6 separate regions of the Homo sapiens genome follow, and regions 2, 3, 4, 5 and 6 are each linked to region 1. A link is a loop called in an ENCODE intact Hi-C map of the cell type or tissue named here. Cell type or tissue: endothelial cell of umbilical vein. All regions are shown on one strand. Links, peaks and the distances in the headings refer to the core of each region. The heading gives the core; the rest is flanking DNA. Region 1 holds the start of MYRIP (myosin VIIA and Rab interacting protein). Region 2 has its middle 52 kb from the start of MYRIP. Region 3 has its middle 170 kb from the start of MOBP. Region 4 has its middle 74 kb from the start of MOBP. Region 5 has its middle 100 kb from the start of MYRIP. Region 6 has its middle 61 kb from the start of MYRIP.

What was found. Peaks named below come from ENCODE experiments on the same cell type or tissue, not always from the same donor. Only the 100,000 strongest peaks of a DNase experiment are listed, where the experiment ranks them.
Region 2: a loop joins it to region 1, with 4 times the contacts of the local background. A loop is called at or near these places in 2 of 110 quality-filtered maps.
Region 3: a loop joins it to region 1, with 7 times the contacts of the local background. A loop is called at or near these places in 3 of 110 quality-filtered maps.
Region 4: a loop joins it to region 1, with 5 times the contacts of the local background. A loop is called at or near these places in 7 of 110 quality-filtered maps.
Region 5: it touches region 1 in a loop (7-fold over the local background); 3 of 110 quality-filtered maps call a loop at or near these places.
Region 6: it touches region 1 in a loop (4-fold over the local background); 2 of 110 quality-filtered maps call a loop at or near these places.

Annotation. Positions count from the first base shown.
Region 1 is chr3:39,806,616-39,811,944 of GRCh38, reverse strand. MYRIP (myosin VIIA and Rab interacting protein) reads right to left here and starts at 2,336. Exons shown (of 17, transcript NM_015460.4): 1 at 2,029-2,336. In endothelial cell of umbilical vein, for the core only: no CTCF peak of the experiment used is centred there; DNase peaks (open chromatin) are centred at 1,064, 2,354 and 2,944; H3K4me3 peaks cover 2,512 bases.
Region 2 is chr3:39,754,601-39,759,929 of GRCh38, reverse strand. No RefSeq gene overlaps it. Among named protein-coding and RNA genes, the nearest start is that of MYRIP, 52 kb to the left of the region's middle. In endothelial cell of umbilical vein, for the core only: no CTCF peak of the experiment used is centred there; a DNase peak (open chromatin) is centred at 2,479; H3K27ac peaks cover 1,512 bases.
Region 3 is chr3:39,635,273-39,640,601 of GRCh38, reverse strand. No RefSeq gene overlaps it. Among named protein-coding and RNA genes, the nearest start is that of MOBP, 170 kb to the right of the region's middle. RefSeq lists a cis regulatory region at 1,126-1,136 and enhancers at 1,059-1,203, 882-1,381. In endothelial cell of umbilical vein, for the core only: a CTCF peak has its summit at 2,622 (motif pointing left); DNase peaks (open chromatin) are centred at 521, 1,101, 2,021 and 2,591; H3K27ac peaks cover 2,941 bases.
Region 4 is chr3:39,538,908-39,544,236 of GRCh38, reverse strand. No RefSeq gene overlaps it. Among named protein-coding and RNA genes, the nearest start is that of MOBP, 74 kb to the right of the region's middle. In endothelial cell of umbilical vein, for the core only: a CTCF peak has its summit at 2,224 (motif pointing left); a DNase peak (open chromatin) is centred at 2,036; H3K27ac peaks cover 309 bases.
Region 5 is chr3:39,705,374-39,710,702 of GRCh38, reverse strand. No RefSeq gene overlaps it. Among named protein-coding and RNA genes, the nearest start is that of MYRIP, 100 kb to the left of the region's middle. In endothelial cell of umbilical vein, for the core only: a CTCF peak has its summit at 3,203 (motif pointing left); a DNase peak (open chromatin) is centred at 3,162.
Region 6 is chr3:39,745,729-39,751,057 of GRCh38, reverse strand. No RefSeq gene overlaps it. Among named protein-coding and RNA genes, the nearest start is that of MYRIP, 61 kb to the left of the region's middle. In endothelial cell of umbilical vein, for the core only: no CTCF peak of the experiment used is centred there; a DNase peak (open chromatin) is centred at 2,867; H3K27ac peaks cover 1,852 bases.

The sequences.
Region 1 (5,329 bases), core at 557-4,556:
CGGGATATTTTTCAGCCATCGGGAATCCCTCTGGGCAGGGAGGAAGGAGATAGAACATAATCTATGCTACCGCTAGTTTAAATGACTGAGCTGAGTATGGCTAACACTTCACTTTCTCAAAAGTGAACAAATTCTGCAGCCGGATAACTCTCCCTTCTACCACCATACACGCAGACAAACGAAACCCAGACCACACAGAACACTGCGCCACCAAGAGATACACACCATCTCTACAGAGACACACTTTGACTCCTCAGAGACAACACACACACACACAGCCTCCCCCCACTCTCCAGAAACAGTCCCACAGACACAGCTTCTGGCCCACAGAGACAGCTCGCAGATGGAGGTAGTGGTGGGTAATTAGGAGAGACGCAGCTGCCCATGGCCAGGCAAAGGAACGTGAGCAGGAAGATGGAAAGCAGTATCTTCAAAGTCTTGGGAAACTAAATTTCTCTAAAAAGATTTTGAAATCTGCAAATAGGGTCCCAGATATTGCTGTAAAATTTTTTAAATTACCTCCATTTCCACCGTAGACCCAGATGCCTTGAACCATCTTCCTTCGACTTTTTAATAAAACCCCAGTGCATTTTCACATTTATCATATCCTATGAACTCCAAGTTCCTTGGGAAGATTGAAAGGCGGCGGGGATTATTTCATTTTATAAATGAAAAAGTTCAGGTTCAAAGATGCTGGTCAGTCATCACAAAACTAAGTATTGATCTCATGGCTGAGTTTCAGAGTTGGGGTGGGGGAGGCTGAGTTGAAGGGACAAGGTGATAATGGCAAGAGAGGCTAGGTGACGCTCTCCCCAGCCCAGAGCTCTGAGAAGCGCCCACAACACCACAGGCGGCCCCACTGGAGCCACCTCAAAGGACCTGGAGTAAAAGAATCACACCCGACATCATTTGCATACCCCAAGACTGGCCAGCCCCCAGTCTCAGTCTTCCTCCCCTGAGTAAGTGTCAAGAAAATCAACAAATCGAGATCATGGTCGGGGAGATGGAGAGCATGGAAATGAAGCCAGACTCAAGGCATTTTCTAGGAGCGGATAGGAGCCAACGTTAGCGAACCAAGCCCACAGCGTACTCGCTTCTCTTAGGAAGTCCCTAGGCCCAAACCAGTGTGTGCATTTAAGAGTTTTGGGATACGTACTTATCCTTGGGGACGGTGCTTATTTGGCAAAAGAAAAGAGGAGCAGGACGGATATAAGAACAAATTCCCCTACCCTGCCAAGACGTCAGTAAATTAAGGAACAAGAAGGGGAGCAAGTGCTCCAAAAAGCCGCAGGTCTTGGGGTTCCCACCACTGAATCTTTCCGCTCCACGCGTCCATCAGGAAGATCCTCCGCCGTTACCTCCAAATCTATGTAGAGCCCCCTGGGATTGGCTCCCTACCTCTTCAAGTCTGGCGGCTGTGGCGGAAAGGGAGTATGAGGAGGAACCCGGGATGAAGCTGAAGTGACCGCCCCGCCAACAGCTCTCCCCTCCCCAGGCAGCCCGCGGGCGAGGGCCAGACGCAATCCACCTGTGTTCTAACTCTGAGCACCAGCTGTGACCTTGAGAGAGTCCCTGATTACCCCCGTTTTACAGAATTAAGAGTTTGAGTCAGGTCCGTCGCGCTGGGCTGCTTGCGGGGCGCTTAACGGATGGTTTGAGGCGTCCCGCCGGTGCGCCCGCAGCACAGTAGGTACGCGGTGAACCGCAGCCCAAGCACTACGTGGCCATCCGGGATCGGAAAACGCGAGGGAAACGCAGAGGCGAGCTCCCACCCCAGCAGCGAGAGAAAGAGGCGATTCTGGCTCCGCGATGATCCCTGAGCAAGTTCAAGTACCCGCGCCCCTCGCCCCTCCGCAGAGGCTGACTGGCCGCGCCTAGGGTTCCTGGCTCCGGACGCGCACAGGGTGCGGGGGAGCGTGAGAGACACCTCCACACCTTCACACACCCACCCCCGAAGTTGCGGCAACGTTGAGGGGAGAGTGGCGCAAAGCTGCCAGAGGGGAGAAGAGGGAGGCGGACGGTACTCACGGGGGGTGGCCAGCCTGAAGCAAGTCCGCGACCGGGGTCATCGATGGCGGCCGGGCTCAGGCCACCGCGCCTCAGTACGCCCAGGGCACCTGCCGCAACGCGCCGCGTGGATTAGAGGCTGCCGGCGGCGAAGAAGGGGCGCGGGTCGGTCTGCGCGCTAAAGCTGGGCTGCAGCACCGCGGGGGCTCGGCTGCCAGAACCGCAGCCGCAGCGGGAACCCGGGAACCGACAGGAGGCGGGAGCGCAGCGGCGTCGGCAGCAGCGGCTGCGAGGGAGGCGCCCGCGCCGCAGGCAGCCAGGGCCAGCCTGGCCGCAGCCACCGCCGACACCTGCTGGCCCGGCCGAGAGCCAATCAGAGGCGCCCGGAGCGGGGGAGCCTGCGGAGGCGGGGCGGGGGCGCGTGCAGGGCGCCCGGCGGGAGGGGCGGCCCGCGATCGCGCCTGCGCCGGGGCAGGGGGTGCCCGCCGGGCCGGTTCCTCCAGAGCACCTCGGGCGCGCGGGCGGCACGCGCCGGGAGGGGCGGGGCGCACCGGGAGGAGGCGGGGCAGGGCTGCGCGCGCCCGGGGCGGGGACCCGCGCCCCTCCCGGGGCTCTTCCCTGCGGCGCAGTGCAGTATTGGGGCCGCGGTTCGGGAGCCCCCATGTGCGACTCCAGGTCCTTCCCCGATTCTAAGTCAGGCTTTTCCTGTCTCCTGCCTCTGAGTCCTGGGGGCCCGGACCCTCAGTGACCGTAGAGTAATGGGTCACCAGAATCCGGGGCCTGCCTGAATCTAAGACATGGTGTGGCGCTCCTCCACAGACAGCTCTTCCCCACTTCACAGTCCCTGGGTAATTAAAGTCTCCGTAGTGACCCCTATCTGGATTGCTTTAATTCTCCCATAAATTTACTACTACGCTAACGACGCTCATTCATTCAACACACATCAAAGGGGTTACCGATCAGGGAGCTGTCCAGGCTAATGCGCCCCCAAGTCTCCCAAACACAGCTGCGGAACCGCCGGGTTAGTGAGCCCGCGCTGTCAGAAAGACTCCCAAAGACTGCTGCAAGTGAGGAACGCTTTCGGGCTCGTGCCAGGAGTTCCCGGTCCTGGAAGAATGACTGGGAGTTGAAAGGTTCCACTCCAGGCCGGGACTTCATTGTGCGTTTGCATCCATTAAGCCAGGGATCTTCCTGAGACCCACTGCCTCAGCCCCAACAACTCGGCTGTGAAAACACTTTGTCAATTTTAGCTGCAGGGTGGAAGTCGCTCCATGAAAATAAAGCATTTATGGAGTTACACTGGCGATTTCTGAATCCCTGGAAATCCTCTCAAGCCGGTGGGTTGAGGCTGTTCTCTCCGTGTAAATGTGCGCAGTAGAAATAAATGGCTTGTTTGCTGATCAGTCCACAGCAGAAAACAAAACAAAACAAGACAAAACCTTAAAGAAAGGAACTCGGAAGGTAAAGGAGTTAATTTCTTTAAAGATTCGATTCCCTCCTTTAAAGGGATTTTAATGTCTACAAACTGGTAAAGTGGAAGGAAGTTAGTTTGTTTCTCTTTTGTTTACATTAAATTTAAATTTTATTTAGCTGTGCTTGATTAGCATTCATGTGGCACAAAATTCTAAAACTACAAATGGAACACAGTTAACAAGACTCCCTCCCACCCTTGTCTCTCAATTCCTCTTCCTGGGGGCAACCAGTGTGTACCTCCCTCAAGGAAATTGACATATACACAAACATATTTGTCTAATGCTCTTATTTTTATTTTTGTTGTACAAACTATGCACATTGTTTTACATTTTGATCTTTTCCCTTAACAAGATATTATCGTGGAGTCATTCCATATCATTACCAAAAACTTTTTCTTGTTATTTTACAGCTGTATGATATTCCATTGAATAAGATATGCCAAAATTTATGTAAGGGCCCCCAATTATGGGCATTTAAATGGTCTCCAATCTATCACTGTTAATAACAATTATGCATGAATAACTTTGTTCCTATGTAACTGTGTACGTGTGGGGGTACATATGAAGAATAAATCTGTACAACTGGATCATGGGGTCAACGGTGATGTGCATTTGTAATTTGGATAATGTCAAATGCCCTTCATAGAGATATAAACTCATGATCTCACACAAGGTATGTGAGTGCATATTTCACACACCCACCCCTCTGATGGTTCTGAGCCTGTTAGCTCTCATATCCATTCCTAGTCCTTCCGACTCTGCTTCATGGGGGGCTTCATTTCCCAGACTCCCCTATCAATTGGCCGATGGGACTCAGCAGTAGGAGAATAGGAGGGAGAAAGGGAGAAGCCAGGGTGTTTCCCATTCTTCCCTTTCAGCTTGAGTGGTGGGAACAGAAGGGTGTCTAGGGCAGCAGCTACTCCTCCTGGGTGGTCCCAAGTCCAGTAGGACAGGCTCAGTATGGGCTCAGCTCCCTGGGTTCTGGCAACATCTCCCCCTCTTGTCCCTTTGGCCTGGAGGTAACAGGATGTCCTACTGTTGCTAATCTCCAGTGGTCTCACTGTTTCCTGGGAGTCTTTCAGCCTCTCACATCCTCCGGGTAACCAACTCTATGTTTTAACTTCCCCCCATTTCAAATATTCCAAGTGGTTTCTGTTTTTCTAGTTGTACCTGACTGATACTTTTCTGATACACTGACATATCCCTTTACACAGTACATTATCCAACTTGCAGATCTTTGCCAATTATATAAAATGGTCTCGATAGCTTGACTTGCTATTATCTTATTAAAAGTGAGGTAGAACATTTTGCATATGTTTATGAGACACTTGTATTTCCTTTTAAACTCTATGTTCATATCCTTTGCCCATTTTTTGGTTTATTTTTGTCAGACCAATAGATTCTTGATTGTGAAACCAAGTCCTGCCAGTGAAACATTTCATAAAAACATTTGTTTGAAACTAGGTTTTCAACATGATTTTACCTCAGGGAGCAGAGTCCAATAAAAAACAGTACTGTGAGCCTGTTGATTGCTATGGAGGGGAGAAAAAATAGGATAAGAATGTTCAGGAGTTGATAATCCATCTGGACAGACAAAATAAACTTATGTTAAATGGTGTTCATTGTTCTGAATTGTTGTAATCAATAAGTGCAAATTATAATAACAAGTCGATTGGCCTTTCCCCTAAACAATGTATCATGTAATCATTCGCTATCATTATAAGGAGTTTCCCCTTCTTCCTTCCTCCCTCCCTTCCCTCTCTCCCTCCCTCCGTCTCTTCTTCCTTTCTTCCTCCCTTCCTCCCTCCTTCCCTCCCTCCTTCCTTCCTTCTTTTCTTCCAGCTATATGA
Region 2 (5,329 bases), core at 534-4,533, 52 kb after region 1:
AAAAAAAATTAACTAAAGAAACCTAGATGTGTTTACCAGATGGTTTAGATTTTTCCAAAAACATGTAGATGAACACAGTTCATGTACCCTTAAGTGTATGGAAGGAAGACCTCTCTTGGAAGACATCAGGTAGGAAAGCATTCAAATGACTCAGTCATAAAAAGCTGGAGGCAGAAGCAGTCAGGTGGACCACATTTCATTAAAAAGTTAGGCGGGGTTCTGTTCCAAGTGTCCAATGACATCTAGTATGTAGTCTCTGATTCAACCTTTCACATATTCCCAGTAATGTACCACCTTCCAATCCATGCCCCAAACTAGACAGATTACCAGGATCAAGGAGCTTTTTCACTAGATTTAAAGCTGTGGGTCAGAATTTAGAATAATGACTTAGTTATGCTGCCCACATCAGGGACTGGATGGAGAAGAGTGGTCATGTTGAAGGAAGAAAAGGAAACACATGCTTTCTTTCAAGGGCCAATCCTTGGGTCAAAGCCTCAGGAGCTCTAATAATAATAACTTTTTTAAAAAAGGAATTATCCTTCCATGGCTTGTTGAGTGCTCCCTACCCCAATTATATCCCTTAGAAATTCCGTTTATAAATTTCCCTCAACTGCAGCTCTCTTCCTCTACTCACCACCTAGGGAGAGTTTTCTTTGTAGTCCAGTGCACTAGCTATTGAGGATGCCATGGTACCTGTTCAGGGCAGGAACAAAGAGGAATTTTTGTCTTTGGAGGAAGGCCCGCTAGACAATGAAAATGGTGCTAGAATTAGGCAAATCACCCAACTTTCACCAGTCATGTATATTAGAAGAGATGGTCACAGTGGCTAAGCAGCTGGGAGAATTCCCCTCCAATACTCACATAATCCTTTTTTAAACACTGTATAGATGGAGCTATTTTCACTCAAACAAATTTATTTTGCTACTTTGTGTAATTTTTTAAAAATTTTAGGCAAAACCATGTATTTAATCTCCCATCTTGACCATCTTGATCTAATTCATGCTTCCTTTGAAATATTTGCTTCATTTTCGTGCAAGCTATTTTCTTGCTCGTACTGTGTTGTGATGATAACTTTACATGGTTACAAATAGGAAGGAAAGAGTTTTAGTTTAACTGGATGATGCTGTTTTGGAAGATACTTTGGAATATACTTTAATTTCTGCATATCATAATAATGCTATAGTGATATCTACTTACAGATTACCAGCTTTGTGAAATGAACTTCTATCCCAAAGCTATTCTGTTTTTTATTCCTTGTTAGCTTATTTATTTAGTTTATTTATTTATTTAGTTTATTCCTTACGGAGCTTGTTAACTCCACTATGCAAAATGCTATTTCTGAATGTGCCAGTTAGTACCTTGAATAATGGTCCAAGTCCCTCTCTTATTTCAGTGCACGTTTTTGCCTCTTGCTTTAAAGAGCCATTAAGTGGGTCTTTCTTTGGACCAAAAAGAGTTCAAGAATGACTAAGCTTCCTGTGTGTTTTCATCTATTTGGAGAGAACTATATGTCTTTATTTCATTTCTGCACAGTTGCAATTACATTAAGACACTTACCAAGCATCAGAAATCATAATGTAAAGGTCTTGATTGTTGTCTTTTTTATTGAAAGTGGCCTAGATGGGACTAGACTGCAAAACGTTAAGGAAAAGGAGGGCATAGGAAAGCTTTGGGTCTTACAAATAACAAACTAGAGGGCTCCTACATGTGCCCGGTGCTGCCCTAGGTCTTGGGATGCAGAGATGAGTGGGTCAGCTCTTTTATTTTTTTGAGACGGAGTTTCACTCTTGTTGCCCAGGCTGGAATGCAATGGCGTGATCTCGGCTTACCACAACCTCTGCCTCCCCGGTTCAAGCGATTCTGCTGCCTCAGCCTCCCGAGTAGCTGGAATTACAGGCATGTGCCACCATGTCCAGCTAATTTTGTATTTTTAGTAGAGACAGGGTTTCTCCATGTTGGTCAGGCTGATCTCGAACTCCCGACCTCAGGTGATCTGCCCACCTCGGCCTCCCAAAGTGCTGGGATTACAAGCGTGAGCCACCATGCCTGGCCCAGGGTCCCAGTTCTTAAGGAGCTTTTGGTCTTGATGTGGAGGCAGACACTTAAAATAAAAAATGTTGTTCACATACCTAAAGGCTTCAGAAGAGACATGTGTACAGAGAAGAGGAAAAGCCAACCAAGGGCCCTGAGCAGCCCTGAAGAAAGGCCACAGAAGGAAAACATCAGCTACCTCCCAGTTGCCCTTGTTACACTTACATGGGGGAAGAGTCTCCTTGCTTCTGCAAAGTTCCTGTAGTAGATGCTGTTGGTCCCCTTTATCTGGCAGGCATCACCCAGCTACTGGGAGTGTTGGACAGTTGCCCCTCTATCCGGAGACTTGCCACCTTGGCTTACTGGACACCACTTCTGAAAATGCCTGGGATATTACACACTTCCTGTCAATGACCTATAGGACACCACTTCTGGAAATGCTTGGGATATTATGCCCTTCCTGTCAATGGCCTACAGCCAATCAGTAACTGATACAGGGTACAAAAGGCTGGCCCCCTTGCCTTAGGAAGGAACAACTCTGCGATGTACTTCATGCTTCAGATTCCCCACCATGGGATTAAGGTGAGGTTAGACTTCAGCTGAACTCACATGTCTGCCCAGCTTCTTTCCTTGTCCTGCCTGCTTTCCTCACTCTCACAGAAATTAATCTCTCCCTTAATCACTTGCATGACAACCCACCTGGGCTCTGCTTTTTGAGAATCTACGTAATCCAGTCTCCTATGTTTACTCTTAGCTTGTTGGTGTGTTTGGGCCTGAAAAAAAGATCATAGAGCCAGAGAAGATGAAAGGGAGAAAGCAGAACAGGGAAATAATCTTAACCTAGGATATCCCAGCTCCATAACCCTCTTCTAAATGAAATGACCACTGATATGGTTTGGCTGTGTCCTCACCCAAATCGCAACTTGAATTGTATCTCCCAGAATTCCCCCATGTTGCGGGAGGGACCCAGGGGGAGGTAATTGAATCATGGGGCTGGTCTTTTTTGTGCTATTCAAGTGATAGTGAATAAGTCTCACGAGATCTGATGGGTTTATCAGGGGGGTTCTGCTTTTGCCTCTCTCTCATTTTTCTCTTGCCGCCACCATGTAAGAAGTTCCTTTCACCTCTCGCCATGATTCTGAGACCTCCCCAGCCATGTGGAACTGCAAGTCCAATTAAACCTTTTTCTTCCCAGTCTCAGGTATATCTTTATCAGCAGCATGAAAATGAACTAATACAACCACTATTATAAGGAGAGAGCCACATGAAGAGAGGATATGGGAGGAGGAGTGCATAAACAGGTCAGCCTCCTCCAAGAATCTTGGAGGAAGTCAAATGAAAATTTGATTAAAGTTGAAAGTACAATCACTTGGGTGCTTGAGCTCTCAAAATTCATCTCCATGGCAATAAAAAAATGCTGTAGAAAACAATTTGTAATTGATTTGCTTATGGTATCCTTTGGCTTTCATTCTTTTTCAAAAAATTTAATTTATTTTTTAATTGACAAAAGTTATATATATTTACAATGCCCTTCGGCTTTAACTTCTGACTTTTACACAAGACTTAAATCAACATGAAAGGCCATCCCTGAATTCCACATAGGCCAAAGCCCCCTTCATTGCACCACCTGAGGTCTCCCCCAGGGATCTTCTGGAACAAGAATTGTGCTTTCTAAGGACCATCCTAGTTACATAGGCAGGCAATACAAACAGCTGAGTCCATTCCAGAAGAGCTTTTCCTCTCAGAGCACAGGCCCTGGAGGAAGGTTCTTTGAGTTGTCTTGGATGAAATATTTTAGTATGCATCAGCAGACCTTCTTTAAGAAGATTGGAGCAATTAATGTTATCTTGATTAATGAAGCTAAATTAGCTTTGTAATCTCTAGTGCACCTTTCATCTTGCCACTAGGCAAGAATTTGGAACTGACTTAATGTAGCCCACCAGGCAGACTTTCACACAGTGCTGGAAACCTGCTGTAGTTGCTTTTCAGTGAAGTATTTGGCAAACAAAGTCAGGCCTGATCAACTTGTGTACAAGATGAAGCAAATAGAGCAAGGCTTAAAAAGCATGGATCATAGACCTGAGTGCAAGTTCTGGCTTGGTCATCACAAAGCCTTATATATAAAATGGTAATCACTATATAACACCATCCTTAAAGTTGTTTTAAATCAATGGTTCACAAACTGAGGTCCCTGAGACAAGCAGCATCAGTGTTACTTGGTGATATGGTTTGGCTCTGTGTCCCCACATAAATCTCATCTCGAATTGTAATCCCCATGGATCAAGGGAGAGACCTGGTGGGAGGGGATTGGACCACGCAAGCTGTTTCCCTCATGTTGTTCTCATGATAGTGAGGAAGTTCTCACTAGATCTGATGGCTTAAAACTGGCAGTTCTCTTTCTCTCTCTCTCTCTCTCTTCTGCCACCTTGTGAAGAAGGTGCTTGCTTCTCCTTTGCCTTCTGTCATGATTGCAAGTTTCCTGGGGCTTCCCTAGCCATACATAACTGTGAGTCAATTAAACCTTTTTTGTTTATAAATTACCCAGTCTCAGGTAGTTCTTTGTAACAGTGTGAAAATGGACTAATACCCTTGAGGACTTGTTAGAAATGCAAAATTGTGGTCCCCACTCCGGATCTACAGAATCATAAATTCTGAAAGTGAAGCCCAGAAATCCAAGCCCAGAAACACTCCAGGGCATTCTATGCAAGCTAAATTGTTCTAAGCAATTGTTCTTAATCCTGGCTGTTCATTACAATCAACTGGGGAGATTTTAAAATATCTTGATATTGTTGTATTCCAACTCTGCTCTAATATAATTGATCCAGGGTGGGGCAAGCTGGAGAACTGTTAAACATAACAGGCCAAGCTTATGTTTAAAAGCTCCTCAAGTAATTCTAATGTGCTACCAGGATTGAGAACTGTTATTCTGAAGATTAAGTGGCATGCATAGTGTGTATATAGTAATTTCCCAAGTGTAATTTATTATTTACTTATCATTAATTATGTTGACGAATAGGTGATCAGTGTCCCTTGTTTAGCTGCATTTATTGGGTTCTCCTCACCTCTATAGGAAGCTGCACCCCACCCAGATGCCTGCTGAGTATTAAATTTGAGTTGCAAAGTAGAACAAAAGTATTGGTTTCGGAATAAGTAAGACCTGAATTTGAATTTGAGCTTTGCCACTGACAAGATAAGTCACCTTAGGAAATATTAACCTCTTAGGGAAGTCACCTAACTTCTCTAGGCTTCAGGGATGTCTTCTCTAAATTAAGATAAAACCGATTCACAGGCCTGGGCA
Region 3 (5,329 bases), core at 483-4,482, 170 kb after region 1:
ATGCCACTGCAATTCAACCTAGGCGACAGAGTGAGACTCTGAAAACATTCTATTTGATGTATTTTTAAAAGCCATGGGCTTTAGAATTACGTAGATGATGAGGAGATTCTACCTATTATGCTGTGTTATGTTACACACATATTTTGTTACTTTTTTCCAACAATGTATTGTGAACATTATTTCACCATGTCATTATTTTTCTACATAACCATTTTAAATGATTTAATAGCATTTTATTATATTTATTGCACTGCTTTTACTTTATTTAATTTCCTCTTATTATAGAATCAAGTCATTTCTATTTTTTCTGTTATTAATAGCGTCATAAAAGATATCCTTGTGATATTTTTGTGCTCATCCACATTTTGCAGACACCAAAGGCAAATTTGAATATTATTGAATTGTGCTCCAAGAAAGCTGTGCTCATTTGCACTCTGGCTAACTGTGTAAGTAAGATAACAACTCTTTTCTGCTTGGCAATGGGTCCCATGTTTCTACAGTTATAGGACACTTTACTGAGCACTATCGTTAAAAAGGGCAATGTCATTTTATCACTTCCTGCCCAACACATAAGCTTCATCATAATTCTCATGAGTGTTGAAGATTAAATAGAATGATATATGCAGTACACCACATAGTAAGTGCTTACTAATATTTTCCATCCCTCTAGTTTTCTTGAACCCAATTGTATTTCTTGCCTTACCATCTCTTAAAAACAGGTATTTTCATTTTTATAAACACTTTGTTGAAAACGTGTTAATAAGTATTCTATTGTACCAATAAAATAGAAATTGTGCTGCTTTTATTTCCAGATTTCACAAACAAGCCCGCATCAGACAGATTCATGCTTCTGCTGTTTCTGCAAAACTTCCCTCGCCTGCTTCTTAGCCTTTTGGCTATCCTGGTGAAAGCCCTCTTGATTTCATTGGCTGCTCTGCAGAGGTCCAAGTATCTCTGTAAGCAACAGAGCTTCCATTCCCTGGTCCTATTCATTGACCTGCTCCCCTGTTCCATAGTGGCAACTCATGAAGCAGAAATCTGCCTGCCCCCTTTGTCATACTTACAATCTCTAGTCAGGGCCCAACTGACTCACTGGCCTGCTAAGTCAATGAATCATACACCACTGTGACTCAGCCCTTTTCCTTTTATTAAGATAATGAGGAAGTCTCTTCATAGAGTCATGGCATTTGTTATCAGAAAGAAAATTCACCGAGATCAGTTGATGAATATATTTTTATTCATTACAGAGAAAGGTCACATTAAGCTGAAAAATAGAAAATCAGAAACTATTTTATAGGTGATATTGGAGGAGACAAAATAGACCAATGTGCCCTTTTTGAGTGAAACAGAATTATTCTCTCCTCCCAAGTGAGATGTAATGACTGCAGTAGTGGGTGAATTATTGAACTGAAAATGTGGCTGGATGGTGTGAAAATAACAAAAAGCTATTAAATGTAATTTTAATCTCTGACACACTAAGAGGAATGACATAAAATTGAGCATCTAATGGTTTTATATTTGTATAAAGTAGTCAATCTCCTAGAGTTAAGCTGCTTATGAACAAACTCTTTTTTTGAATTTCAAACTTTGATAATATATTATAAAACATTTTTGGAAACTGTAGTATAATATAAAATATAGTTCATCTTTATCCCAGGCTCCTGTCACAGAGATCCTAAAACCCCTGGAATTTCCTGAGTGATAAGAGTGTCTTGTTATCCATAAGGAGCCCCTTTTGATCACACTCGAATTTATGTTAATGGAGGTACTTAGGTTGGGGTCTCTAGATAGCTTCAAGATGGGGGCTGGATACCAGAAAGACTAAGAGTTAAAGGGTTGGAACTTTCAGCCCCACCCACCTACCTCTGGGAAGGGGTAAGGAGGCCTGGAGATTAAACTCTATAAAAAAAAAAACAAAACTCTTGAACAACAAGATTTGATTTGATGAGCTTCTGGGTTTCTGAATAGGTGGAGGTTCTGGGAGGGTGGCACACTCAGATAAGGCGTGGAAGCTCCACTCCACCCGCCTCAATACCCTGCCCTATGCACCTCTTCCATCTGGCTCTTTTGTTTTCTTTATAATAAAGCAGGAAACATAAGTGATGTGTTTCCCCGAGTTCCGTGAGCCATTCTAACAAGTCATCAAAACTAAGGAGAGGGTCATGGGAACGTGTGATTTATAGCTGCTCTGTCAGAAGCACTGGAGGCCCAGACTCGTGATTGGCATCTGAAGTGGGCAGTCTTGTAGGATTAAGCCCTTAACTTGTGGGATCTGAACCTAACTCCAGGTAGATAGTGTAAGAATTGAGTTAAATTGTAGGATATTCAGTTGGTGTTTGGAGAGTTAGAGAATTGCTTGATATCTGATATCAGAAGTGTTGTGTGAGAGTATAGATTGTGTTTCCCAGAGAAGCTTAATATGTGAATATGGCATTATGTTAAGCATAGGAAGACAAAATATGTTATCTACTTTTTAAAAGCTCATAATTAGTTGGGCCCCAAATTCATGCATATGTTTCGTCATTCAATGTGTCTTCAATGTCTATCATGTAGCAGGTGCACTGGAGGAAATCAAAATGAAGAAAGTGCATCTTGTGCCCTCTGGAGGCACACAATGAAATGATCTCTCATTTTGAAGTCACATTGTAGAGGCCTTGGCATGACTCACATCTTTCAAACACTCTTTCACATTTTTTTCATTTATATTTTACAGCAACAGTGAGGGAGATGTTGTCATCCTGTTTTACAGGTGAGAAAAGTAAGATTCAGGGATCTTAAATCATGTGCTCAATGTGGTACAGCTAGCAAGTGTCAAGGCTGGGATTTGAACTCATGTCATATCACCACAAATCCAAACTCAATATTGGCCCAAGAAAATGCTCTAAAATTTCATTTGATACAAGTTGAAGTGTAAGCTGCTCCTTCCCTCTGACTTCAGAATTTACCATTTTGGAGAGGAAATGAAATCACAGGTGAAATTTTAGTAGCTAGACTGATGGGGTGTGTACTTATGCTGCTTCCAAATGTCACAATCACTAGTGTTAATATTAACTAAGTATTAACTAAGTTAAGTAACTAAGGTTGGGGTGATAGTGAATTTTATGTGTCAACTTGACTGGGTCATCCGGTGCTCAGAGATTTGATCAGACTTTATTCTAGGTATTTGTGTGATTTGGGGCAGGGATGGGCAGTAGAGTAAAGCAGATTGCTCTCCCTAATGTGGGTGGGCCTCATCCAATCTGTTGAAGCCCTGAAATGAACAAAAAGACTGCCCATCCTCCAAGTAAGACAAAATCCTTCCTGCCTGACAGCCGTCATACTGGGACATCAGCTTTTTTCGGCTTTCAAACTGAAAAATTGGCTCTTCATGGCCTTCAACCCTGCTGGCCTTCAGACTGGAACCACACCATTGAGTTTCATGGTTCTCAGGCTTTCAGAATCCAACTAGAACTACAACACTGGTTCTCCTGGGTTTCCAGACTGGACTCATCCTGGGATCTTGGGATTTTTTCAGCCTGTATAATTACCTGAGCCAATACTTTTATAATAAATCTTACACACACACACACACACACACACACACACACACACACACACACACACTATTGGATCTATTTCTCTGAAGATCCCTGACTAATATAATCAGCATGGCTTAATATTAAAGGAGAATGAAATTAGCCATGCAGACAGCTAAGCTGGGGCAGTGCCGTTCAGAACTTTCTGTGATGATAGAATTGTTTTATAGCTGCACTATCCAGTATAGTAAGCACTAACCACATATGGCTATTAAACAACTGAAATGGCTAATGAGACTAAGGAACTGAATTTTTAAAATTTTTATTTTAATAAATTTAAATGTGTATTTAAATAGCCCCATATGACCAGTGGCTACCATACTGGACAACCCAAATTTAGAATTTCTCCACTTTATACTAATGATTCCTACTAACTGTGTGAGATGATAGATAGATAGATAGATAGATAGATAGATACATACATACATACATACATACATACATACATGATACATAGATTTAGACAGAAAGAGAGAGGGACAAACAGACAGAGATGGTCATTGTTTATTTTATATCTTTTGCACTAAAATGCAAAGCCATTTAGGGGAGAGAAACTGTTCATTTCATTCCCACTGTATCCTCAGCACCTAGAAAAGGACCTTGAAGGAAATTAGACCTCAATTAATATTTGTTAAATTAGTGATTTTGCCTACAAGTATTTAATAACAAGTAATCTTGAGGCAACGTGCTTTGACTAGCCAGATATACATTGGTCTAATTAGGGTTTTATTATTTTATGTTATTTTTGAGACAAAGTCTCGCAGTGTTGCCCAGGCTGGAGTGCAGTGGTGCAATCATAACTCACTGCAACCTCTGGGGATCAAGTGATCCTCCCACCTCAGCCTCCTGAGTAGCTGGGTTTACAGGTTCACCCCACCATACCCAGCTAATTTTTGTATTTTGTATAGATAATGGGTTTCACTATGTTGCCCAGGCTGGTCTCAAACTCCTGAGCTCAAGCAGTCCACCCACTCTGCCTCCCAACATGCTGGGATACAGGCATGAGCCACCTCGCCCAGCCAAGAATATCACTGCCTACCTATTACATATTTTTTGTCTTTATTTGCCCTGCATGGTCTGAGCCATCATTCTAGTTTGTTAAATTTAGGCAAGACTTTGGGATTTTCAAATGTGAGATGCTGTCTTCAGCTCTGGAAGGTCTGAGCTGAGAAAACATTTGGGGAAGCAGCTGAGTGGCATGAACATACTGAGGAATATGTGAATCCAAGTACATGGGCCACAAAAGGGTGATATGTAAAAGCCTGGTCCCAGTGTGCTCTTTGAGAAAAGATTGAGACATCACTTTGCTCTATCAGCTGGAGCCTCTTGACTTCATAAGGATAAAAGTGTTTCTAAGTGGTTATAGCTGGCTGGCTGTGTGGCTTTCCTGCTTCCTCCTCCTCTGCGTGGAACTTTATAGCTTTGTAGTGGAAGGGTAATTACTCCAGAGAGTAATGACCACAGGCTGTGATACTGTTATTTCAAATAGAAAACCAATGCCAGCTTGCACAGGTGCAGCAGATCTGGGAGCCAAACATGGGGCTTCTCTGACTGGGTCCCCCACGTGGAGGAAGCAGGGAGCAAGGGATGACTCCACCTGCTGAGAAAGATGCCCCTCAGCCTCTTTTTTTCTTCTTCTATTCATAGTACCAGCCCCATTCCCCCAGTCCTTTCTAAGAGACCAGAAATTACAGATCTGGGAAGTGGCCTGTATTAGTCCATTTCCATACTGCTATGAAGAAATACCTGAGACT
Region 4 (5,329 bases), core at 638-4,637, 270 kb after region 1:
ACCTAATCCCAACTTCTTCCTGAGAGGGGTAGAGTAGAGATTCTAGGAGACAAAAACACTGTCTTGATAGGATTGACTGCCACCCTTAGCAAAAATTTAATATAAAAATTCTCAAGAGGTTAAGAATGGGAAATAATAAAGGCAGTGGAAGGCAGAAAGGGACCCTCTCTTAAAATGTAAATGTCACTGCACATAGGAAGTCCCAGTAAACTGTGGCCCACTACACTTGTCCTCTCATTTTCAGTCTCAAACCATGACCACACTTGAGAGTGGGGGAGGGGTGCAAAGCTTTTTCTCTAATTCAAAGGTTTTGCTTAACACCTTCCTGCATATCCTTTTCTTAATATGTCTGTGTGTATCAAGACTTTGTTGAGTTAAGGCTAAGCTAGCAAAAGGAGCACAAAGCTATGTCTGCCCACAAAACATCTTCCACTGTTGTCTACGGAATCATGTACTTTCGCAAAAAAATACCAGACTGCCAAGTTAGCATAACACAAACCATTCCCAGTGATCTGTAAATGGATTAACCATTTTGTAGAACTTTCTTGCTGACCCCAGTATTTCCTCTTTTTCTAGCATTTAGCAGGTTCTAAAAAGTTTTATCATTAGGGGAGCTAGTCAAGTGTCTCACTTTAAGGCTTTTTGTAGCCCATTAAGAGTCCAGCTGGCCTCAGGAAGTGCCTGCTCTGTGGTCTTAACACTCTTTCTGCTCAGTGGCCTACAAAAAGCCTTGAAGTGAAACGCCTGACTAGCCCCTTCCCCTGGATATGATGTATTTTCAGAGTGATTGTCCAGAGGCAAAACTACAAAACTGTTTTAATTCAAATTAACAAGTATAATGTAATGGATAGTGCCGTTTTGCTAAAATTGAAAGCTTGGTGTTGATTTAATAATACAAAGATGAATTTGCTGGGGTTTTGCTTTGTTTTGGTTTTTTACTTGTTGACCTACCTTATTTTTATTTTTAAGCATGCTGAGTCATTGCTATTTTTTTCATTTAACAATGATCCATTATTACGATGAACAAATCAATAAAACTGTACAGTCAGAAATAATGAGAATGTATTGAAAAATCTTCACAGCTACTGCTGCTAAACTGTTTGGAGTTGATAGCACACAAACAGGATCTGCACAAGCCTTTTACTTTCCATTGGTATATTTCTGCCTGCTGTGATCCAGGTCTTTCGAGTTCAGCTTGTCCATCATTTAGGTGAGGGCTCAATCTACTACCTCTTTTCTCTTTCCAAACCACCACAGCGTGGCTTATTCGGCACACTATATTGTCATGCAGCTTTCATTTGCACGTGCGAATTACTAGTTATGCATTATTGTTCTGTTCCCTTCTCAAGCCCAGGAAATGAAAGCACCAAGTACATTCTTCCACTGCAGTAATTTTCATTACGTCAAATCAGAACCTCAGTTTGCAAAATGACTTGTTTCTAAAACCTTATTCTGTAACAATGCTTTCAGTTGCATGTTATCCCTGCTGAAGAGAAAATTTGTCTTTATGAGTACAATGGTAATGATAAGTCAACTGTTGTCATTTTGACAACACCAACCTAATGTCAGCCAGAAAGACTTAGCAACACATTAAAACTTCAATGCTGTCACTTCAAGACAGGGATCACTTGGTACCAATATAACTGTCAACACAAATGCCAGCACAGCCCTGAAACCTCATGGCAGGTGCTGGTTTTGAGTATATTATCCACATGACTGAGAATATGGTTAAAATAATCCTTTTCGGACCATCAGCTTTTGAGAATGTAACATTCTCAAGATGGTTGCCTTTGAAAAAAGAAAATTAAAAAATTTTTAAATTCTCCTAGAATTCTCCAGTCCCTAGGAAATGTCCGCGGGCTCCAATGTGATAAATTCTAATCTCTGTTACCTTCATTGTTCTGGAGAGGAAATAGACTAGGAGAGAGAGCAAGCAATTGACTCAAGGGCATGAAGCCACTTTCGTGGCGTGGCTGAAATGCACACCCCTGCCTTTTGCCTTCCACCAGCTTTGTCTCTGTATCATTCAGCTCTTGTATTCCACGAAGCACATTTGGTTTCTACTGAGTTCAGATATACAAAATGGTGTTGTTAAAGGATACTTCATACTTTTTGGTTTAAAGAAAATAATTTCTGTGTCTCTATTAAAACACGGACACTTGGCATTCCAAGTAAACATTGTCAATTCACAGAGGTTAATTTTGTTTTTAAACTGCAACCAGAGCTCCCTCTAATGGCTGTTTATTTTGACAGCAAATCCTTAGGGAAATAAAATAACCGTTGTTCATTTAAAACTAGAAAGGGCTATTTTTTTATTGTTTTTACTGCTTCATGGGTCATTATTGATCTTTACAAGTGGACCATTTGTATCTCACTCAGTCTATAGTTTCTAGAAAAATCATAGTATTCCCACCTCTGAAAAATCACATCAGTAGAAGTGAAAATAAAACTTAATTGATGTGGTTAATTTTACATGTGAACTTGACTGGGTCATGGGGTGCCCAGAAATTTGGTGAAACATTTTTCTGGGTGTTTTTATGAGGAAGTTTCTGGATGAGATTAGCATTTGAGTCTATAGACTGAGCAGAGCAGATTGTCCTAATGTGGATGGGCCTCATTTCATCAGTTGAAGGCCAAACTAGAACAAAAGAGTTGACGATCCTGAAAACAAGAGAGAACTCGTCCAGCCTGACTGCCTTGAACTAAGACATCAGCTACCTTTTAACTGGAACTGAAACATCGTCTTTTTTGGGGTCTCAAGACTACTGGCTTTTGGACCAGAACTGACACCATCAACTCTTCCGGTTCTCAGGCCTTCAGATTCCGACTAGAACTACACCATTGGCTTTCCTGGGTCTCTAGCTTGCCAAATGCAGATCTTGAAACTTCACATTCAAAATCATATGAACCAATTCCTTTTAATAAATCTCTCTCTCTCTCTCTCCACACACACACACACACACACACACACACACATATGCACACGTCCAATTGGTTCTGTTTCTCTGGAGACCCCTAACTAATACACTTGCTTTCAAGGAGTTTAAAGAAAACATAAATTTTTTTTAATGTTTAGATCCTGCTATTACAGTCAGTAAGAGTATACGGTAGTTCGTGCAGCTTCAGTCTATCTACCATTATGGATGGTTTCAACTAATTAGTTGTCAAGTCACCCTGACAGTGAAGAACAAAAAAAATTTAGATCTTTGATCACTGATCTTAAAAAGTGTCATATACAATGATATAAAATAGTAAATGTATTCAATAAAAGTAATATCTACTCTACTGGTATTGCATTTTACATTTCACATTTACCATCACCTTTGATTTTATCCTCACAGCAATTCTGAAAGATAGAGCAAATATCCTAAGCTTAACACACAGATTCATAATCTAATACCCACAGATTGTAACTGCTTCTAACATTTTGCCTTTTTCATTACAACCACAATATCACTCTGAGTCATTCTGTGCCACAATCCAGCAAGACAGCACGTCTAACCAGTTATTTCTCTAACCACAAAGGCTATTGATGATCTTCAATTCAAAAGGTGCTACCCAATGGCTATTTTCTAGCTGACTTGGCAAAATAGACTAGAGTAGAATGTAAATAATCTGAGGCTGAAAGCTGGGATTTTTGTTTCAAACAAATGACTTTCTCCCATTGGATGGACATTGAATGTACCCCACCACTGTACAAATAGGGGATTGGATCTCAACAGTCTGTGTGAAACTGTTGTTATATTTCCCCAACTAAAATGAAATTTTCCCATTCCAAAGCTGGTGGAATGGGAAAGGGGGGAGGTGTGCACTTCAGTCATGCCACAAAGTAGCTTCATGCCCTTGAGTCATATCACTAAATGTCATTTCATATTAGTAAGATATGTCAAGAGGCATATCTTAGTAATCTTTGCCCTCCAAAGCCCTTCCACAGAGCAGGTGCTCTATAAACATTGTTATATAAATTAATGAATGCATAAATAATTATCTGGTTATCATTTGTTGTGTACCTACTAGATGTCAGGGCCTGTGCTAAGCATCTTACATTCATTACTTCTAATTCTTCAAACCATCCTTTTGAGCAGAGAATGTTTTCATTACACAGAAGAGGAAACTGAGGGTCACATCAGTTAAGTGATGTGTTCAACATCTCACAGCTGAAAGTGATGGTGCTGAGACCAGTCCCTCAACCTCTCGCTTCTAAAGCCCACATAGTCTCAGCACCACCCTGAAAGTTGCCCACTATTGATTAAAAAAAAAAATGGAAAGTTCACAGCCCATAGGAAGTAGATTAGGAGCCTCATGCTACATAATCTGCAGAAATAACCAAATAAGCTGAAGGGTTAGGACTAGAGGTATCCTATCATCTCAGTACCCTAAATAGCTGTTCCCTTCACTTCATCTACCTGAGAATGGTGTAAGAGCTGCACATATAGCTGGAATACCAAGAAGAAGATTACGTATCCTCCCTGGGATACAGGGACATCACACATGTTCCAAGCAGCAGGAGCAGGATAGGGCTGTTTTCTTTCGCATTTGTGTGCTCTAGGTCTTCACTTGTTCTGAATGCTCCCAGCAATGATGTCTATGGCTTTGGGTAGTTGCTCTTAGAATCCTGCTTTATAATATAAAAAAGAAAGCCTTTGTAAGATAATATTCAGTTTTTATGATTTCATTTGCAACCTGTAAATAAATCTAGCTTTATTTTGGGAGATTTTATATATATATATATATGCGTATATATATATGTATATATATGTGTGTGTATATATATATATATATATCTCCTCAATGTTCATTTACTAAGGGATCTTTTAGTTTCTAATATTTCTCTTCCAAATCACACTTGGCTACTAAGGTTATGGTAATCAGCAAATGTCAGTACATTTCACTGTTTTTGAAATCACATTCATAGCTGGGATTACAGGCATCCACCACTACACCTGTAGAGACAGGGTTTCCCCATGTTGGCCAGGCTGGTCTCAAACTCCTGACCTTGTGATCCACCTGCCTTGGCCTCCCAAAGTGCTGGGATTACAGGCGTGAGCCGCTGTGCCTGGCTGACAATTATCTTTTGTGGTGTTTTATATTTGCTTTAATTTTATTTATTTCTGGAGATTTTCTTTTTCTTTTTTTTTTTTTTTTTGTACTTCATTTAACCAGATTCCTATTGATGAACATTTGGGTTATTTTCAGTCTTTTGCTATTTCAAACATCTTGTAATGAATATCTTGTACATACAGATTTCCCAAAAATGTAACTGATGAATACAAAGTGCAGTTGATGAATCCATATGTATTTGTAATTTTAATTGTTATAGCCAAAATCT
Region 5 (5,329 bases), core at 862-4,861, 100 kb after region 1:
GGGAATTCTATACAGTGTAGGTTGAGGACATATTCTTCCAGGTTATTTTGTCTTCTCTTCTTCCAAGAGCCCCATGAGTATTACTGGAAATTTATACATTGATTTCTTATATTATTTACTTTTTAAAAGTTAACATCAAGCCCAGGTAAAGGAGAGAGCTGTGTTTTTAGTCTTAGTAGAGAGATTTTATTTTTCTACCTCTACCCAACAATATCAAGCATATGAAAAGAAGTATAATATCAGTAGTATTTAAGGAAATGAAAAGTAAAACCACTGTAAATAGCACTAAAATCATCATGGTGACTAAAACTGGAGAGCTTGATTATGACCAATAGCTGTTAGGAATGTGAAACAATGAGAACTCTTATTTCTTCCTTCAGTGTGATTTGTACAATCATGTTGGATAATTGGCTGGCATTATGTGGTAAACCAAAACATTTGCCTATCCAATAGTTCATCAATTCTATGACTAGGGGAATATCTAAGAGAAATAAATGCATACATCTATCAAAAGATAGTAGTTGGATAATTAAAATGTTTTATATTCATACAGTGTGGTACCATGCAAACCCTGAAATGGCCTGAATGAAATAATATAGAGCAATGAGAACAAATAAATCACTGCTGCATGAAACAACAGAGATGAATATAAGAGAAATAATACTGAGCACCCCAAAAAGCCAGACATTTTAAAAATATGTTAAATTATTATATTTTGATAAAATCCAAATGGTCATAAAAGTTGGAAAAGTAGTTATTTCTGGGGTCCTGTGTAGGAGTAGGAATTGACCATATAGGAGTATACTAAGGCCTTCTGTAATGCTGGAGATGTTCTATATCTTGATCTAGGTGGTGGTCACACAGATATACACATGTGTGAAAATTCACTGAGCCCTATGCTTGAGATGTATGCCAAGCCTCAGTAAAAAAAATTTTCTAAGTAGGTATTATGCAACAATCTTTAACAAGTAAAATCTATCTCTAATCTTTAAAAATATGAATTAAACTATTTTAATTTAACTTTGAATGTGAAATCAAAATATTTTAAAATTCCTCCTCACATTGTTAATTAAAGGATGGATCTTCTTATACAATCAAAGCAAAAACCGATTCCTTTAAGCAAATTAGACACAACTACTTTTATGCCTCTCCCAAAGTTTTATATTTAGGGCTTTTGCAGTCTGCAGGAACTAAATTCAATTTCGTACTTGAAAATCTTTCCCCTGCCAGATGCAGATTCTGCTGTTTGCCACTGATAATTTAAAGGTGCTAAATTCAGACACTTTCAAACTATGTTTCTCTAGAGATCACCCTTCTTTCTATACATGAAGCAATTAAAAATAAGCTCCTATTCTGTTGCTGCTAGCCCTTAGATATCAAAGTGGAAAAGTTGGAAATTAGATATTTTATAGGGTCAGGGAAAGAGTGGCTTTCGCCAGGAATTGCGCTAAGTTTAATTTATGTTAGATGAAAGATTCATTTTTGAAGCTTCTTGGGATCTGTGATATTTGATGATATTTTACTTTTTATTGCACTCTATCTGGGATGATTCCAAAAATTTCTTAGTACAGTTTTAAACAGTATCCATTCTTGAAAGTTTTTACCTGCTTTTATTGAATCAGAAAAAGTCAAAGTTCTTTTCCTTATCAACCATTTCTAAATTAACTCCATATTTAAAAGCTGGAATTAATTTGAAAGTAAAAAAGGACAGCATCCACAGTGTACACCTATTGCTTTGTCTTCACAGCATGGCCATTCTTTTGGAAACATGCCCCTGTTTCTGAGAACTGTTCCTCCCCCTCTGCCATGCAGTTCCCATCCAATATCCTCTCATGACTCCACCCTCTAGTCATATTTGCTTGTCCCAGAAGTAGCATCTAATTCAAGTGGGTCCTCTAACCTATTTATCTATCCATCTATTTATTTATTTACAGTTATTTTTGCATTGTGGCTGAGAAATAAATCCACTTCTTCCCAGTGGTTGGATTAATGAGAAATACTGCTCAAGAATTGTTGGTGACCATATTTCACACCAAAGCCAATACAAAGATGAGCATATATCTTATATCCTGTATAGTCTTTTCTTATTAAGCCCAAAGGACTTCCTGACCATTTGCCACATGCTAACACATTCTTGATCTGGTAAAATATGGGATGGTAAACTGTCAAAAGGAAAGGAAGGTAAAGAAATACCTAGGTTGCTCAACTTCCTTGAGATTATTTTATATTACCACAAAGGAAGACAGTGAATGAATGAATGAATGAATGTGATATTCTTGCACATAACTTTTTGCTGCTAATTTGAAATATTTCTTTAGAGAGTAGAAAAAGCCTTAAGTGAAGAAAGAGAAGCTGCAATTTGATGTTATCATTATCCATCATCTTGGACATAAGAGGGATGTAGGTTACTTTGGGGAAGAAGCACTGACAGGTTTGTACCAATGGCGCTTCATGGTGGATAAACTTTTTATTTTTCCCTCCTAATATTGGAGTGGAGGGTGACCCCCATATATGATTGCCCTTTGAAACAACTAAAGGATGGATACATCACCAGCCCAGAACCAATAAACAATGAAGGGTAACATTAAAGTTTTACCCAATGGTATCTTGCGTAGAAAGGTGTTGAATTTGGTCTAAAACCTCTTCTGATGGATATCTCTAACTTTCTAAACCTTGTCCTTATGACCTTCTTAAAGAAATCTGTTAGTTAATCTTGTTAACCCAGTTAAGATAAAAGGATTCTCTACTAATCTTTAGTCAACAATTCCCCTAAAGTATAAATATCCTGGTGTCATTTGCAGAAAGTCTGAGTAAATTCAGAATTCTCATAGGTAGGAAATATGAGAATGTGATTGGGAGCCTGGAAGTCATGCATGATTGGGCGCTTGTTGCTGAATCTCTGACATCTGGCTCAGTGCCTGGTGTGTAGGTGCTTAATAAATATTTGTTGAATGTATGAATCAATGGGTTTCATTTTGAAACATGGACCAGTAGTCTAGCCATTAAGTCGTTTTTCCATTTTTTATCCTTTGTGTTTGGTGATCTGTACAAAATTTTTAAAGGTAGGGTTGTTTGAACATTTTTTCCGAAATTTTTCTGAAAAGAAAAAGGTCCACTTTGCCCGTTAAGCAGAAAAGATCTGAGTGGCATTCTTTAGGAGGGCCTTATGTGTATTACAATTCTTGCACCCCCTAATGGCCATATATGGGATCACACTTCAGAATAAGAAAGAAACCAAGTTGGAAATAGGACCATATTTTCAAAAAATATTGTAATCTGGACCCTGAACCCGGGCAAGTACAGTAAAAAAGATGCTCTTTTTCAGAACTTGTGTGTTTTTTGATGACCACCAAGAAGGGACAGATTATCTATATGACTGAATAAGCTCCCTGTGAACTTAAGGATGAGGTCAACAATGCTCACAACACAAATTAACAGAAGCAATCTTTTATAGCCTATCTTTGCAAATCAGAAAGTCTAGAAGACCCCATTTAATAGATTTTGGAAGAGCCAATTTAAAGTTTGGTTCCTAGCATTTGGAGAAGTGGCACTGTCAGCCTCAGCAATCTTTCTAGCGCACCAGGAAAAAATGCAACTTGTTTGGATAGAGCAAGAGTATGGTGGAAATTAGTTGACATTTTCCCATTTCAGATTTTGCCTCCCCCCCTGGCCCCATTCTCCCTGGGTTTTTGTTTAGAAGTAAAACTTTTAAAAGTCATATCTTTTCTGCAATCCACCTCAGGCTGTCTTGATAGTTATTATGGAAGTGAGTAAGGGGTCTACAGAGAAAGGTCAATTAGTAGACAAACTTCTGAAAAGGCTGAACCAAAAATACAGCAGGCTGAATCCAAATGTATATATCTACCCCTCACAAACCTCATAAAGGTGAGAGTTAAAAAATAGGAAGACCACCAACTTATAAAAAGAAGAATAGGAGATTAGTCAAAACTGGAGATTAGGCCGGCGTGGTGGCTCACGCCTGTAATCCCAGCACTTTGGGAGGCCGAGGTGGGTGGATCACTTGAGCTCAGGAGTTTGAGATCAGCCTGGCCAATATGGTGAAACCCCGTCTCTACTAAAAATACAAAAATTAGCTGGGTATGGTGGCCTGCGCCTGTAATCCCAGCTGCTCAGGAGACTGAGGCAGGAGAATCGCTTGAACCTGGGAGGCGGAGGTTGCAGTGAGCTGAGATCCCGTCACTCTACTCCAGCCTGGGCGATAGAGCGAGACTCCGATTCAAAAACAAAAAAACAGGCCGGGCACGGTGGCTCCTGCCTGTAATTCCAGCACTCTGGGAGGCCAAGATGAGTGGATCACTTGAGGCCAGGAGTTCAAGACCAGCCTGGCCAACATGGTGAAACACCATCTCCACTAAAAATACAAAAATTAGCCGAGCGTGGTGGTGGGCATCTGTAATCCCAGCTACTCGAAGGCTGAGGTGGGAGGATCTCTTGAATCTGGGAAGCAGAGGTTGCAGTGAGCCAAGATTGCGCCACCACACTCCAGCCTGAGTGACAGCGAGACTCCATCTCAAAAAAGAAAACAAAACAAAACAACAACAACAACAAAAATCTGGAGATTTTACAAATTTCCATAAATTTCAAAAGGCCAAAAGTGAAACGGTTACCTGATAACTGACTTAGCTAACCAGGTAAAGCATAAACCTGGTGCTGGAGATGGTAAAGGCAACAAGAAACATGTGTGAACTGTGACCCCAGAACCCAAAGAAGACACATGAATTAGAAACACGAATTACTTCTAAAGAAGTGAAGGTCTCTGTTGGGTGAATGTGAAAAAAAAAGATACAGTGATAGTTTAATAGCTGGTAGAATCTATCCATCAGCTCCCCTACTGCAGGGAAATCAGTGGTGTCCTGGCAAGAGAAAAGGAGAATTACTTTCTGGAAAGCCTTGCATAGCTGAGGTGAGATGTTGTGCAGAGAAAATTGGCCTCCATTCTGGATGATGAAACTTTGTGGGCCTCATTCACTATCTGATACTGAAATACTGATGGTCAGACATACGCATCTCAGAAAGGAGAGTGGAAGACTACTCTCTGGGGATACTGACCTTTAAATCTGTCTAAGCACATTACTTGTATTCAAATAAAATTAAACTAAAAGAAAGAGGGAGAGAGAGTTGATACATGACTCATCAGGAAGTTCAGCTCTAGTTACAATTTATAGCAAGCTACCTAGATAGTCTATGTTACTGTGGCTAAAAAGGTTGTGAGATGGGTGTGGGAGGATAGTCAGCTTTTTTGTGGGGGCTCCAGAGGTCCTCAGTAAGAACAGTCCTCTGACTATGCTTATATAAGAAGTTTAACTTC
Region 6 (5,329 bases), core at 475-4,474, 61 kb after region 1:
TGCAGGTCTGTAGATAGAAGCAGCCCCTGTTCCCAGAATCATCAACCCGCATATCTAAAGTCCTTCTGTAAATAGCTGTTAGTAAGAAAAATGCAAATGAGAATGTCTAATTGCAAATTGCTCCAGCCCCACTTTTGAGACGTCCTGTGGTGACTGAACCACACCTTCCTCCTAAGCAGACAGAAGTGGTGGCTCCTGTATTCTGGAGCTTGACTACGACCTTGGCAGGAAACCAGGCCTATTGCAGAATGACGTTGCTGGGCCCACTTCAGGACACAGAAGACTGTGGTCCTTGCTGGAATCTACCCATGGAGGGCACAGTTGTGAATGAGAGCCCTCTGTGTCTGCTGAGAGTACAGGACCTAGGGCCTTGGCTTCATCTTTAGAGTTGTTTCCATTTTAAAGGGTAGTCAGTGAAAATAAAATAAAACAAGTATAAAGACAAACATGTTTACACACACACACTCATATATACATGAGGATGTATGACTATACATGGTATGTATGTGGCTAGAAAAGTCAAGCCCTCTAAAACTAAAAGTATACTATCTGGAATATATCAACCTTTCTTTCAAATTTCAACATTACAATTCTACAATGCCTGATGTCTTGGTATTCATGTAGGACTTCCCTATATTAGGTAAAACCAAATGAAATTGATGTTACTATAGGTAAAAAGAAATATGAATAATGTGGTTCAACCTAATACAGACCAGAAAGTGGCAGGGTCAGGTCAGAGGCAGGAATCCCTTCTCCAGGAGGCCCAGCAAGTGAGGGGCCCAAGCTTACAGGAAAAGGGGGCTGGCATATCATAGAGATAGGATATCAAAAGAGGCCTAAGGGGGCCAAGACAGTGGCTCATGCCTGTAATCCCAGCACTTTGGGAGGCCGAGGCAGGCGGATCACCTGAGGTCAGGAGATCGAGACCAGCCCGACCAACGTGGTGAAACCCTGTCTCTACTAAAAATACAAAAATTAGCCAGGTGTGGTGGCTGGCTTCTGTATTCCCAACTACTTGGGAGGCTGAGGCAGGAGAATCCCTTGAACCCAGGAGGCAGAGGTTGTAGTGAGCTGAGATCACGCCATTGCACTCCAGCCTGGGCAACAGAGCCAGACTCCATCCCCCCAAAAAAAAGAGATGCCTAAAGGGGCAGGATCCCAAAACTATAATGATGGCAAAAAAATGTAAACTAAAATGTTATCTTGTCAAAAGGGAATGGCTGAGAACATGGCAAGCAGCAAGTGTTAGGAGATGTGTTGTTTCTAAGCTCCTGACTGAAGCAACTCATCCAGAGCCTGGTTTGAGATTCATTAAACTACAGCTGAAAAAAGCATTCACCCTGAGAGGAGGAGGCTCAAACAAAGACACTACCTGCAGGATGGAGGATCAGAGAAAAGTGGTCTCCAAAGGGCTGGGCTGGCCCTGGAGCTCTGTGGGGTACCAAAGGAGGTACAGGAGGGAGTACCTCCAACTCCTATGAGCAGGCAGGAGAGACATCAGCTGAGGACTGGGGAGGGAGGGCAGCTACCAGGAAAGGTGGGCCACAGGTTGAATGCTTCAAGGAGGAAGGTGTTGGTGTGTGGATGAAGAGGGTCCAATGAGAGAAGAGTGTAGAGTGACTTCTGGACTCAGAAGTTTCCAGAAGAGCCAGGACCAACTCCTCTTCCATGGCTACCACAGAAATAGGAGAAGACAATCAGGAAACCTGGTCACTTATTTCAGACTTGCTCTCAACGAGCTGTGCTCCCTGGCAGAAGTTCTCTGAGCCTCAGTTTCTTCATCTATGAACAGTGGAAGCATGGTTCAGCTTTTGGGTCAAGGTCACCTGGCAGAGGACCAATTGCTTGTCAGAGAGTGGTTTGCTGGGGAACAAAAAGTGACATTCCAGAGCATTTTCATTTATCCAACGTAAGGGTAGAATTTCTGGGGGTGATTCCAGGAAACTGAGCCATGACACTCAGGTATATTATAAACAAAGTAGATGTCTTAGCTTACTAATTTTTCAATCTGACTGCTGTCACATTTGCTGGGAATTATTTACTTCATTACTGGCTATTACAGGCTGAGTCATGAGGACAGAAAATATATTACTACCACAGAAAACAGGGCCGACACCCAGGCATATTTTAATCTAAGTAGATGCCTTAGCTTTCTAATTTTTGGATGTGACTACCATCACATTTGCTGGGAATTCCCTTGTTCATTGCTGGCTATTAAGAAACATGGGTCAGTGATTTAAAAGAGATGTTTAGGACTCTTTCTCTTTTAAAGACATCTGCATGTCCATAAACAAAAATAGAAGCCCCTTTTCAAAAGATCAGGAGATCAGGAGACGAGGTGCCCTAAACAGCAGTCCTCTTCCCCTGGAAAAGGCTGCAGCAGCCCTCAATTTGGGATTCAGAGTGGTTTTCACAATGGCACCCTGCTGTAGTTGGTGCCAAAAGTAGATGTTTTAGGAGGCATTTCTGCAACCCAGAATCTGTGTGTACAAAAAAGTTAAGGCCTAAGTGATATACAGGAAAGCCTTATGTATACAAGAAACAAACAAACAAAACCTCTTCATTTAGGAATTAAAGTGATCATAATTTTCAAAATATTTCAATGTTGGCATATAGTTATATATGCTCAGAGTTTTACAATTTACATAAGTATAAATTTAATGCAGAAAGCTTGGGGAAAACACCAAGGAAAATGTAGCTCCCGGCCCCACCATCCAAAATTAACCATTAAAGTTTGTTATCTAAACTTCTAGTTGTTCATTTCCTTTTCAAATATTTATTGAGTGACTAATTATTGGCTGCACATGCCAGGCATGTGCACTAAGGAGGAGGAAATGATACTCTAGGTTCCATTTCTCTTTTGTTCTGCCCATTCCACTCTATTCTTTCCTGCAGGTGTTTGTCATGGAATAGGAGGCAAGCTGGCCTTGTGAAAAGAGATGGGCATTGGCTCAGTCCAGCCTTCCATATTTGTTGCAGGGATAATGATGAATAAATGTAAATAATCTGGCACTGAACCTCACATTTGGCAGGTGCTCAATCAACAGTAGCTATTGTTAATTTTTACTATTGTTATTTTTATGTAAGAATTCTTATTATCAATTGCAGCTAATTTTAGTTCTGCTTCTGCAATGGTTCCAGATGCATTTTTAAGTATTGAATCTCTAACCTTGGACTTCCCAAGGAGCATTGTGTGCTCCAATGCAGTCTCCATAATTCTTGCTGCCAGTTGTCCCCCCTCCCCCCAAGAAATTACTTTTCTTACCCTTTCCAGGGTTTTTCAGCTTTTAGATTCTATGTCTCCTGCTCAGCCCATTGCCTTGCCTTCTACCCATTGTGGAGGTGGACATTGATGTAAATGTTACACTTCATTCCTTTGGGGAGAAGAATGATCAAAGGTGGGCCATTTGGCTAAGCTATAAAGGATGGCCCCTGGGGAAGAAACAGCCATTTTGCTATTTTCTGTATCCTCCTTCTCAGCCTTCTCCTCTTTTAACAACTCAGTACTTAGATCGTATATTAGTCATTGGCCATGAGCTACTTCTGAGGAGAAGACGTAACTTTCAGCCATTTCCAGAGTGAAGTTGCCTTGGCCAAAAGAAATTCTTCTCAGTGGACAGGAACATCTGGGAGCCATTAGCAGCCAATACTCACATCGCATTGGAATGAACCCAATGGCTCCATGAAGGGTATCTAGAATAGGCAACCCAAACATTTATATTACTAGCCTAATATATGGTATTCTTTATCCCAAGAATGAACACAAAAAATAACTCTCAATATTCCTAAATGTCACTTGTTGGAAGAAATATAACTCAATGGTTAGGCAACAGGATCTTCTCCATGGAAAGAGGGATGACCCAGGGACCTGGGTATGGGCAGAATTGTGCTACATTAAAAAGTGGATAAACTGAATGTTACTCTAGGAAATAAGAGGATAAAGAAAACACTGCTGATTTTTATTAAACATTGCCAGGTACCACAATCTCCTTTTCCAATATTTCAAAAATTATTTAAAACATTTGACAAGCACAATTTAAATAACAGAGAATGAGATGGAGCAGGGACCTCCCCCCCGCAGGGACCTCTGGGCCCTCCAATCATAGAAGAAAGGAAAATCTTTAGTTCCTTCAAGGAAAATTCCAGGCACCCAGCGATCCCTGAGAAATAAATGAGCAACTTAATAAGAAAAAGGTAATAATAGTTTAAAACAATAGCTGAGGAGTTTAGATTCACAAGATGGTAGATTCCCTATAGAAACAAAAGAAAACATTTCAACATATACTGCTGAGTTGTTTTCAGAAACCCAGATCCCCACCAAATGGATCCACTGGCACACAGACCTCAGATAAGGGGCAACTGAGGACTGAACTCTGACCATTTTTTGTTCTAAATTTCTTCATGGAGGAAGTCATACCCATGGGCCAGAGCTAACATTCCTTTCTGCTGACCCCTAATTTTTAGACAAAGCTTCACCTCCGTAACCAATTACGAAGCAGAAAATCTTTGAATCCTCCCATGACCTATGTGCCCTGCTTCAAGATGTCCTGCCATTTTAGGTCAAACCAATGTATAATCTCCATGTATTGATTTCTGACTTTGCCTGTAATCCCTGCCTCCCTGCCTTTAAAAACCCTTATCTGTAAGCCATTGGAGAAGTTGGGTCTTAAAGCTGAGCCGCCTGATTCTCCTTACTTGATACCTTGCAAATAAACATCCATCTTTCTCCTGCTGCAAACCTCAGTATGGATGTTTGCCTTACTGTGTCAGGCAAGTGGACCCCAGTTCAGTTTGCTAACAGAAATATTACATTATACATATATTGAACATTAGGCATGGAGTTTGAAAATAGCCACTGGAAACTTCTAGGTGGCATAAGCTTGTAAAACACACTCGCTTCACCACATGAGACCTCATTCAGTCCCTGACCTGCTCGTGGGCATGGAATTCCACTATACCATTCACTTTGATCCTCCCTGTGAAAGATGTCTTTTTGCTAGTATCTTTTCTCCTTATGTCTATTTCACTCTTAGCCATGGTTGCTGATTTTCCCAAATATGGTTCCTGATGTCACGCAAACTTCATATTGGTTTTCTTCCACTTGTGGTCCAATGCCAACAACCTCTTCCCATTTCTCAAGAAGGCTGGAGAGTGACTTAATCTATTTATCTGCCTTTGCCCTTTATTGGTCAGGGGGATGCCTTGGAATCCAGAAATATTCATCATGCCACTGGTTTCTTAGAAGAAGAGAAAAAAACTCTTCCATACATTTTAGCTGGAGTAGTCTGATTCTGAGATTTCCTGGAGTCATTCTAATTTCAAATTCTGA